2 separate regions of the Homo sapiens genome follow, and region 2 is linked to region 1. Evidence: chromatin loops called from intact Hi-C (ENCODE). Cell type or tissue: PC-3. All regions are shown on one strand. Each heading gives the region's core, and the rest is flanking DNA. Links, peaks and the distances in the headings are about the cores only. Region 1 overlaps KLHL13 (kelch like family member 13). Region 2 has its middle 92 kb from the start of KLHL13.

The links. A loop is a pair of places that touch in the nucleus more often than their neighbours do. Peaks named below come from ENCODE experiments on the same cell type or tissue, not always from the same donor. Only the 100,000 strongest peaks of a DNase experiment are listed, where the experiment ranks them.
Region 2: it touches region 1 in a loop (4-fold over the local background); 1 of 110 quality-filtered maps calls a loop at or near these places.

What each region holds. Positions count from the first base shown.
Region 1 is chrX:118,064,868-118,070,262 of GRCh38, forward strand. The region is part of intron 1 of KLHL13 (kelch like family member 13); the gene reads right to left. Among named protein-coding and RNA genes, the nearest start is that of KLHL13, 49 kb to the right of the region's middle. In PC-3, for the core only: no CTCF peak of the experiment used is centred there; a DNase peak (open chromatin) is centred at 2,264; H3K4me3 peaks cover 302 bases; H3K27ac peaks cover 2,856 bases.
Region 2 is chrX:118,205,628-118,211,022 of GRCh38, forward strand. No RefSeq gene overlaps it. Among named protein-coding and RNA genes, the nearest start is that of KLHL13, 92 kb to the left of the region's middle. In PC-3, for the core only: no CTCF peak of the experiment used is centred there; a DNase peak (open chromatin) is centred at 2,414; H3K4me3 peaks cover 349 bases; H3K27ac peaks cover 1,521 bases.

The DNA.
Region 1 (5,395 bases), core at 60-5,059:
GAAATAAAATATGTTAACTGACTGACTAGGCAGAAACACAATAAATGTTGGGTCTCATATCTTCCCTTCCCTACAACTTGGAATTTTAATATATCTAAATGAAAACTCTTCAGAGGTAAATTTGTAATGCATGTCTAATATTTTAAATATTAATTTTCTTTAGCCTATAACACCTTCAACTGCTGGATCGACAAGACGTTCACTATGTGGATGACTACCACCTTTGAAAATAAAGAGTACTCTGTGGTCAATATATTTGACTAAATTTGTTATATAAGCTTAATTATTTTTAACATGAAAGTAATAAAAGAATAGTCATCCTTTGATGTCAGTGTGACTTTTCTAGTTTTGTAATCCTTAACTCAGTCTTTTTTAATATACAATGAACTTTTTATAAACTTCTACATTCTGAAAACCAAATTAATTAAAATTCATTTTAAAAGGTAAATGTATACCAACCAGCATTTTGTGAACTTGCAGTAGACCCAGCACCCTTCTCAGTCTCTGAGAACTGCATACCATCTACCCACAAGGCAAACATGGGTTGTTCTTTCCAATCTAACTACCTTTGGGCCATGCTGATTAGACCAGAAGTGGAACTTGTCCTAAACTAATTATATATACTATCTCTCCTGGGAATTGGAGCAGAGCAATTCTAGTCTGGCCAGAAGTAATCCCAGGGTCTCAGGGCAGTCATATGCACAGAGAAATCAGAGAAAGCCAGTCTTCAGAAAGACAGAGGTGTAAAGGACTCACATAAAAAGAAACAGAGCCAACGTAGCCTGGAACACAAATGATACAAGAAGCAAGAATAGCTTCCAAAGTTACTGAGCCCTTCTAGCTTCCTGCCCTTGGCCTCCCTAGGCTCCATTAGGCTAGAGCAAGCTCCAGTGTGTTTCTGCTACATAGAAGTAAAAGAAACTCAACTAAGACAGGAATAGGTAATGAAACACAAATACGGAAGAGTTATAGCTCCTCCAGGGCTGGACATCGCTATTTTAATAGATACTAAAATTCTACAGTATCACAATAAGTTCCTTCTATTACTCCATTTACTGTTTTTTTTCTGACAACATAGCTGATAGTATATTATCTAAAAATTTGTAAAGTCATAACAAAAATTAAACTGTGCTTAGAGAAAAACCAAGTAGAATTGTTACAAAGCAGACAGAAAAGGGTAATGACAGGTAATATTTATTTAGTAGTGGAGGTGGTGAAGATTGTGAGTTCCAATTCAGGAAGATAGTTAAGCCAGTATGCTTTTTAAATTATCTGGAACCAGTCATGAGACATGAAATCTGTTTAGTGGGTCAGGACAAGTGTTTATTTTTAATGAAACAGAACTACAGGGGTAAAATAGTAAAAATAAATATTGGTAAGTATTCTTTCATGAAACGATTTGCTCCAGATACTACACACTTTTAAGTCACTAAATTATGAAATCAACTATAGTTCTAACTTCTGGCCAGGGTCAAAAGAGCTTAAATGTCACTAACAATCCCATGCTTCCAAAATACCAACTGGAGGCAATAACTCCTAGTAACACATTTTCATAACATATTTATTTTATGAGTTAAACAAATAAAAGTATTCCTAGCAAATAAATCTTATTTGCTTTAAGTTAACTCAAAGTGGATCACAGATCTAAATATAAAACCCAAAAATATACAACTTCTGGAAGAAAAGATAGAAGAAAATCTTCAGGATTTTAGGTTAGGCAAAGATCTTGTAGCTATGAAAAACATGATCTACGAAAGAGAAACCTGACAAAATGATCTTTATCAAATTACAATATTTTGTTCTGAGAAAGACTACCAAGAAAATGAAAGGACAAACCACAAACCAGGAAGAAAAATTGCAACCCACACATCTGATGAAAGATTTACATCCAGAATCAATAAAAAAATTACAACTCTACAATGAAAGAAAATCTAGTTTTTTTCCTTAATGGGCAAAAATCTGAACACATACTCAAAGATATATGGAATAACAAATAAATATATGGAAAGATGCTCAAAATCATTAGTCATTAAGGTACGTGCCCATGAACACAATGAGACAATTCTTTATTCTTCCCATTGGTATATACATAGAGAGTTTCCAATAGTTTCTCATTGTAAGTACAGTCATGCATCACTTAACAATGGGGATAGGTACTCAGAAATGTGTCATTAGGTGATTTCATCATTATGCAAACATCATAGAATACACTTACACAAACCTAGATGATATAGCCTATTATATACCCAGGTTATACGGTATAGCCTATTGTTCACAGGCTACAAACCTCTAATGCATGTGACTGTACTGAATACTGTAGGCAACTGTAACATAATAGTCAGTATTTGTGTATCTAAGCATATCTAAACTTAGAAAAGGTGCAGTAAAAATACAGTATAAAAGATAAAAAATGGTACACCTGTATAGGGCACTTAGCATGAATGGAACCTGCAGGACTGGAAGTTGGTTGCTCTGAGTGAGTCAGTAAGTGAGTGGTAAGTGAATGTGAAGGCCTAGGACATTACTGTATACTGTTGTAGACTTTATCAACACTGTACACTTAGGTAAACTAAATTTATAAAAAAATTTCTCTTTCTTCAATAATAACCTTAGCTTACTGTAACTTTTTTTATATGCTTTTAAATTTTTTTTAACTTTTTGCCTCTTTTGTAATAACTTAGCTTAAAACACATTATACAGCTGTAAAAAATATTGTATTTCTTTATATCCTTATTCTATAATCCTTATTCAATTTTTACTTTTATTTTACTTTTTAAACTTTTTTTTAACTAAGACACAAGCACATAGGCCTACACAGGGTCAGGATCATAAATACCACTGTCTTCCACCTCCACATCGCATCCCACTGGAAGGTCTTCAGGGGCAATAACGTGCATGGAGCTGTCATCTCCTATGATGATAATGCCTTCTTCTGGAATACCTTCCGAAGGACCTGCCTGAAGCTGTTTACAGTTAGGTTTTTGTATACATAGAAGGAATATACTCTAAAATAACAATAGAAAGTATAGTAAATATATAAACCAGTAACACAGTCATTTATTATCAAGTATTATGTACTATATATATAACAGTATTGCTATACCTTTATACCACTAGAAGCAGCACAGTGGGGTCGTTTACACCAGCATCACCACAAACACGTGAAGAATGCTTTGCACTACAACATTAGGAGGGATCTGACTTCACTAGGCAATAGGAATTTTTCAGCTCCGTTATAATCATATGGGACCACAATTTCGTAGGCAGTTAATCACTGGCCGAAAGGTTATGTGACACATGACTATAATATCGCATTCTTATTTACACATCTCTGCACACACACAATTTCTGTTGGATCCAGCCTTCAGAACAGTATCACTAGAAAAGCACAATGGGTAGAGAGGAAGATGGCCGACTAGAAGCCCCTAGCCCTCCTCCCTTCCATAAAGACAAGCAAAACAACAAATAAACAGCTATATTTTAATGAAAATAACTAATGGAGAACACCAGGGTGCGTCAAAGGAGTAACACAAACCTTGGTGAGCACAGAAACTCAGGAGAGTCACATAAAGAACGGAAGGAAATACTAGGACTCCATCACCCCATCCCCCATGTGAGATAACCTGGGAACCAGAAGGAACTTCTCTCTATGGTGCAAAGGTAGGCAAGAGGATCCCAGCAGCCCCCATCAACCCTTTGGATACCTACAATCCTCACTACTGGGGTCCCCTGCAGTCCTCACTAGCATTAAGCTCAGCTGAGGGAGCTGCCTAGAGACCACAAAGCTGTGCTCCCCCCACAGATAAGAAGCCAACACTGTGCCCCACCCCAAGTGGCCCACAGGGCTACTGCACTGAGAGCTAATGCTAGAGTATGTCTTGCCCCAGGATGAGTACGAGTAGTCACAGCACATCTTCTTCCCTGAGACTAAACTGCCCTCAAACCACCCCTGCTTAGTGGCCCTATATCCTCAAGTCCAGCTGTGAACAACTGTCCCTTCCCTGTGGGGCCAAGAAATGGTGGAACTGCTCCACCCACTCCTTCCCCCATCCCCTCAGGCAGAGTTGAGGCTGCGCAGTCCCTCCTGGGGAACCCATACTTTGGCAGAACAGCTCCATCTTCTCCCAGCCATGCCTGCACCCTGCCCCTAGGGACCTGAGCTGAATCTGCACTCTGCTGCTGAGCAAACAGCGCTTTGGTGGAGCCCTGCATCCTGGTGAAAACAGGGCCATCCAGAAGAGTCACACACACACACACACACACACACACACACACACACACCCTCACCTGAACTGAAACTGAAAATTGCCCCCTTGGGAGTTGGTGCCTTTGCTGAGCTGAGCAGCTGCACATCCCTTCAGGAGGTATTCCAGAAAAAAAGCATTGTTACCATAGGAAATGACAGCTCCATGCACGTTATTGCCCTGAAGACCTTCCAGTGAGATAAGATGTGTAAGTGGAAGGCAGTGAAATTGATTATCCTAACCCTGTGTAGGCCCAGGCTGATGTATATGCTTGTGTCTTCGTTTTTAACAAAAAAAAGTTTAAAATGTAAAAAAAAAAAAAAAAAAAACAATTTTAAAAATAGAAAAAGGCATATATATGGTAAAAGCCAAGACTTCACCATTATACAATATACCCATGTACCAAAATTGAACTTGTACCCCTTACATTTATACAAATAAAAAACAATATTAATTCTTCCAGTTCATGAAAAAAGAAAAATGCTTATATAAAGAAATTATATGTATATATGTACGGATATAAAAAAAGAATTTTTGTATAGCTGTGCAATATGTTTTTGTTTCAAGCTAAGTGTTATTACAAAAGAGGCAAAAAGTTTTAAAAAATTAAAAAGTGTACAAAGTAAAAAGTTACAGTAAGTTAAGGCTAATTTATTACCAAAGAAAAAATATTTTTTATAAATTTAGTAAAGCCTAAATGTATAGTGTTTATAAAGTCTATAGTAGTGTACAATAATATCCTAGGCATTCACATTCTCTTCTCACTGACTGACACCCATAACAACTTTCAGTCCTGCAAGCTCCATTCATGATAAATGCCCTATGCAGGTGTACCATTTTTTATCTTTTATACCATATTTTACCATACCTTTTATATGCTTAGATATATTTAGATACACAAATACAGATCATTATGTTTCAACTACCTATAGTATTCAGTACAGTCACATGCATTACAGGTTTGTAGCCTGTGAGCAACAGGCTATACCATATAGCCTAGGTGTGTAGTAGGCTATACCACATACGTTTGTGTAAGTACACTCCATGATATTCACACAATGACAAAATTGCCTAAGGATGCATTTCTCAGAATGTATACCTGTCGTTAAGTGATGAAGGCTGTGTAAGCATTTAAGGCTACAAATTTTCCT
Region 2 (5,395 bases), core at 223-5,222, 140 kb after region 1:
AGGGTAACAAGGAAGCAACTAAAAGTTGTAAAACTGCATGTGTGTGTAAATACACACAAGAGGTGAATGAGAGGAGAGCAACCAACATATTAATGGTAGTTATTTCAGGGTGATGAAATTGCGGGTGATTTTTCACTTTATTCCTTACATTTTTCCCTATTTTATTTTTGTATTTTTAACTGCAAACATGTTAGTTATCTAATCAGAAAAAAAAGAATGTCTGTTTTTATGGAATAAAAGACAGGAAGAAGAAAGCAGTATTTAGTTTAGTTTTTTGTGTGTGTGCCAGTGTCACTTGCCAAAATAGTGTTTAGTTTCAAACGGCTGTGCATGGATGGAATTGAACACAGCTAGAAACAGAGAAAATGATTTGGAAGCTATCACAATAGTGTAGGTGTGCCGTGATAATGATCTATCCTAGGGTGACGGCTAATCAAACAGAAAGAAAGGAATATAGTTAAAAATTGCTTTGGAAAAGGGACCAAGAAGGCTTGGCAATTTGGGGGCACCCACACGTCCACGCACACCACTCCAAAGCATTAAACCAGAGCATGCAGGACAGTTCTTCAGTTGCATGGGTCAATGGCACTGTGGTACTGAGGTTTGTGACTCCTAATAGTTGGTATTCCCATAAGCAAAACAGGCAGGGTTACAGCATTTTTATTTTCACTAAGAACCTCATCAGTCCTTAGCCAGGCATATTTCCTTTGCTCAAAGGTGAACGGGGAGAAGTTTTTGTTTTTTAAGAGGGATAGGGAGCGACTATAGTAGACTTTGCTGTGGGATCATTTTTATCAGTTAAGCCACTGTACAAATTCTTATAAGTGAAATACTCATGTATGCATATATAAATGTACATGGGTTTATAGACATAAACACAGTCGTGTCCCACATAAGGACATTTCAGTCAAGGACAGATTACATATATGACGAAGGTCTCATAATAATGGGAAATTACTGAAAAATTCCTGTTGTCTAGTGATATCACAGCCATCCTAACGTCATAGGGTCACACATTACCTTTTTTATGTTTACATATGTTTTGAGTATTTAGCATTGTGTTATATTTGCTAAAAATATTCAGTACGGCAATTTGCTGTACAGGTTTGTAGCCTAGGAATAATAGGCTATACATATGGCCGAGGTGTGTAGTAGGCTATTCCATCTAGGCTTGTGTAAGGACACTCTGTGAGGTTTGTACAACAGAGGAATCATCTGATGACGCATTTCTCAGAATATAGCCCCACCATTAAGCAATGCATGACTATATATGTTTTTCTACCACTTTATCTACCTATATGCCTATCTATCTGTGTATTTAAACTTTCTTTTGTTCAGGAAAGGATTTAAAGTGGTTCCTAAATACATAACATTTTGTACTTTGAAGAGAGCTACCTCTTGAAAAATAAGTTCCTTCAGCCTTTACTTTCAGGCCGTGTGTCTCTGTCTGTAAGGTCCAGGAAAGAGCATTATCAATCTGGTGACTTTGGCTAACTGAAATGCTAAAGTAAACTTTCTGAGAATTGTTCCAATCTATCACTGTACAAATGATTTGGAAGATGGTCAAACAGTCTAAATCCCATTTGTTGCAGCCAATTCAGTCAATAAATGCTTGCTGAACTGCATGTTATAGTCAATATAAGCAGGCATTGAACAACTCTAACTTCAAAAGCAGGTCCAAAAAAGGAGATAATCATCTGTAAAGCGCTCCAAAGTCAGGCAGTTATGGTCATAGCTAAAGTGAGACCCTGCTGACACAAACCCTGTTCATCTCCAGCAAAGTTTGCTTTTGCCTAGAATGTCTTTCCATATCCTTACTGCCCCCTGCTTCTTCCCCATGAAGGCAGCTTGATATAGTGGAGACAGGGAAGCCTGAGTTCAAAGCCTAACTCTGACATTGACTAGCTATGTGACTTTAGATGATTCATTTGGTCTCTCTGAGCCTCAATTTCCCCATCTGCAAAATGGAAATAATCATAGCTAGATCACAAGGTTTCACTGAGGGTTAAGCCTGAAGTTCCTGGCTCTGATTAATATTAATTCATTCTCTTACCCCCTTCTCTGCCTTGATAAATTCAACTTATTCTTCTAGGCCCACTAAAAATGTCACCTCCTTTGTGACACCTTCCTTCAACCTCTCTACAGATATAGTTAATTGTGCCTTCCTCTGCACATTCATAGCACTTGGATCAGATCCATACTACTAGACTACTTACTTACCACTAGACTACTTACCACATTACATGATTTTCATATCTGTCTCAATAGAGTCAAGGCTCTTTGAGGCCATGGCCTATATTGTATTCATTTTTATATGCCACAGTATCTTGTAACTGTGCCAGTGCTCACATATAATAGATACTCAGTAAATATTTGCCAATGAGTGTTCAGGTATAAGCAAAGAAATAATACCAGTTTGATATTTCAAGTAAGTCTGGTGGTATGACCTAGTTAAGTGTCTCACTTTGAGGTTTTGGTTTGCTTTTGCATCATTCATCTATAGAGTTGTCTAAGAGGGTAAAGAGACCTGTTGGCAAGAGAAGAAACAATGTGTCTACTTTATTTAGATTTTTAAAAGACCTTTGACAACTAGGCATAATTCCAAGGAAAACTTTGCATGTAGGCAGAAAACTGCCTCCACAGCCACTCCACCTCCTCATGCTGAAATCCTACCCTTTCCCATGCTGTCTTTGGTATCACTTCCCGCAGGAAGCCTTTCCTGATTCCCCCTACCTCATGGGGTTCCACGCTGCTCTGGATGGCAGGTGCATTTTGCCTGTCCTCTTTTGTGGCACATCGAATAGTTTGTTTTTCATATATAGAGTTCCTTGAATATGTGTCTAATCCCCCTACCAGGCAAAGAACAAGAGAGAAGAAGTGGGTCTTACCTCTAGCATCCCTGCAGCATCTAGTATGAGACTGTATACATAGTAGGTATGTAATCTACCATTGTAATCAATGGATTGAATATATAAACGAGTGCCCGCTGAGTGAGAGACACTGCATGTAAAAGCCCTGCTAGAATGGTCAAAGGTGAATCTCCCAGGAATGTTGACATCAGAGAAGGGGAAGAGGAAACAAAGGCAACCAGCTTTTATTGAGTATGTGCTCTTTAAGCTCTTTCATATGCAGGAAGAAAAATCGATTTGGGTGTCTATTACGTGCTAGGCTCTGTGTTAAGCATTTGGTCATACATTGTCTCATCTGGTCTCCTGACAAGAACCCTAAGGGACAGTCTTATTCTCCCCTTCATCACTTTTATCCTTTCCATATATATATATGTGTGCATGTGTGTGTGTGTGTATATATATATATATATATATATATATGTGTGTGTGTATATATATATACACACACATACACACACAACACACATATATATGTGTGTGTGTGAGTGTGTGTCGAAAGGGTCTGATATAATAGATATATACAATATCAACATATATAGATAGATATCAACATATATATGTGAGTGTGTATATATATATGTGTGTGTGTATCCTTCTATGATATCAACCCCTTTCAAGGGTCTGATTATATAGATGTATATTTCAACATATATATATATCAACATATATACACATATATCAACATGTATATATGTATGTATATCTTTATATTATATCAGACCCACAGCCAAGGAAAAGGTACAGTTCCTGATCATAAGAGGTTCACCAGATGAGTGAGAAAGACATTCATGTAAACAGACTATACAGAACAATAAGAAATCACAATACAGAACAATAAGAAATATTTTGTAAAAGAACTTTGAGAAAGTTTCATACTTAAAGATTTTTTAAGCCTACTATGTTTGTTATCAAGACAACACTTACAAGTGCAGTCATGACTTCTGTAATCCAATCTGTTCTCCATGTCCTTTATTCTCAGCTGATGGCTTAATCTGCTCACTGGAATGATAAAGACCATCCTGTATGAGCAATCTGGCTGCTGCAAGTCACCTTTAAAGTTAGGCCTGAGAGGCCGGGGGCGGTGGCTCAGGCCTGTAATCCCAGCACTTTGGGAGGCCGAGACGGGTGGATCACGAGGTCAGGAGATGGAGACCATCCTGGCTAACACGGTGAAACTCTGTCTCTACTAAAAACACAAAAAAATTAGCCAGGTGTGGTGGCGGGCACCTGTAGTCCCAGCTACTCGGGAGGCTGAGGCAGGAGAATGGCATGAACCCGGGAGGCGGAGCTTGCAGTGAGCTGAGATCGCGCCACTGCACTCCAGCCTGGGCAACAGAGCGAGACTCCGTCTCAAAAAAAAAAAAATAGCTAGGCCTGAGATAACCTGGGGATTACAAACTCAAAGCCCACCCTGGCTAAGCAGGCAGAGTGTGAGTGCATCTGCATACACGGTGTGAGGGGTGGGTGTGTGGTTGATTAGAGAGCAAACAGTCCATCTAAAGGGTGCAGTAGCTACTCCGCTCCAGCTGACCCACATGAACTAATGCAGGCCTAGTGTTGCCAGAGCGTCTGGATTTTTCAAGAGAAACCAGAAATGTGAGTTTGTAAATTGTAAAATCTCCTGGTTTTTCATTGTTGACTCAAAATGTTTGGAATGTTGTATAGGCCAAATAAAACACAAACACCATTTTGTGCTCTTTGATACAATAAAAACAACACAAAAAATTAACTATCATGGACTTGACCTCAACATACTGTACCTTGCTGAATCTCTCCTGGACTCTGCATATGAAAGCACTGCCATCATCACTCCCTGCTATCCACATCCTTCACCCTGGAACCAGTGACTTCCTTTAAGACAAATCCAGGGCCTTTTCTCCATTCTTATAAGCCCCGACCACTGCAGCACTTAGCCAATATTGCTGTAAGACCCCAGTTACTACTTGGACCAAGACAACAGGAACAAGTTTGGATCTCCATCCCCACTGCTACTGCCTTATAGCCAATCATCTTGCCATCTCCTGGATAGAAACTGTGGGTTTCTGTCACATTTCCTGACTGTGTTCGATGCATTGTGCTTGAGCATCTTGAGTCCTCTTTTAATACCTTATTCTCAAAAACACAAACCTGATCATGTTGATTCCCTATTTAAAACTCTCCACTAGTTTCCCACTCTCTTCCAGCAGGATGTCCAAGGCTCTTCATGCCCCAGCCCCTTCTTGTTCCTTCAGTCTCATCTCCCATCACTCCACACCTTCCTTAATCCCTACTTTTGACTTAGCCAAGCTATTAAAGCTCCCTGTAAATGCTACGCCCTTCAGTGCCCCAATACCTTGGCAAATAATGCTGCCTTTGCCTAGAAAATCTTTCTCCTAGCCCCCTTCTCCAGGGAAACTCCAACTACTCCTTTGACCTCAACTCAGATTCAGCTTCCCTGGGACCAGCCCCATCAATATACCCAACTATGTTGTACTCTCCTATGGCCC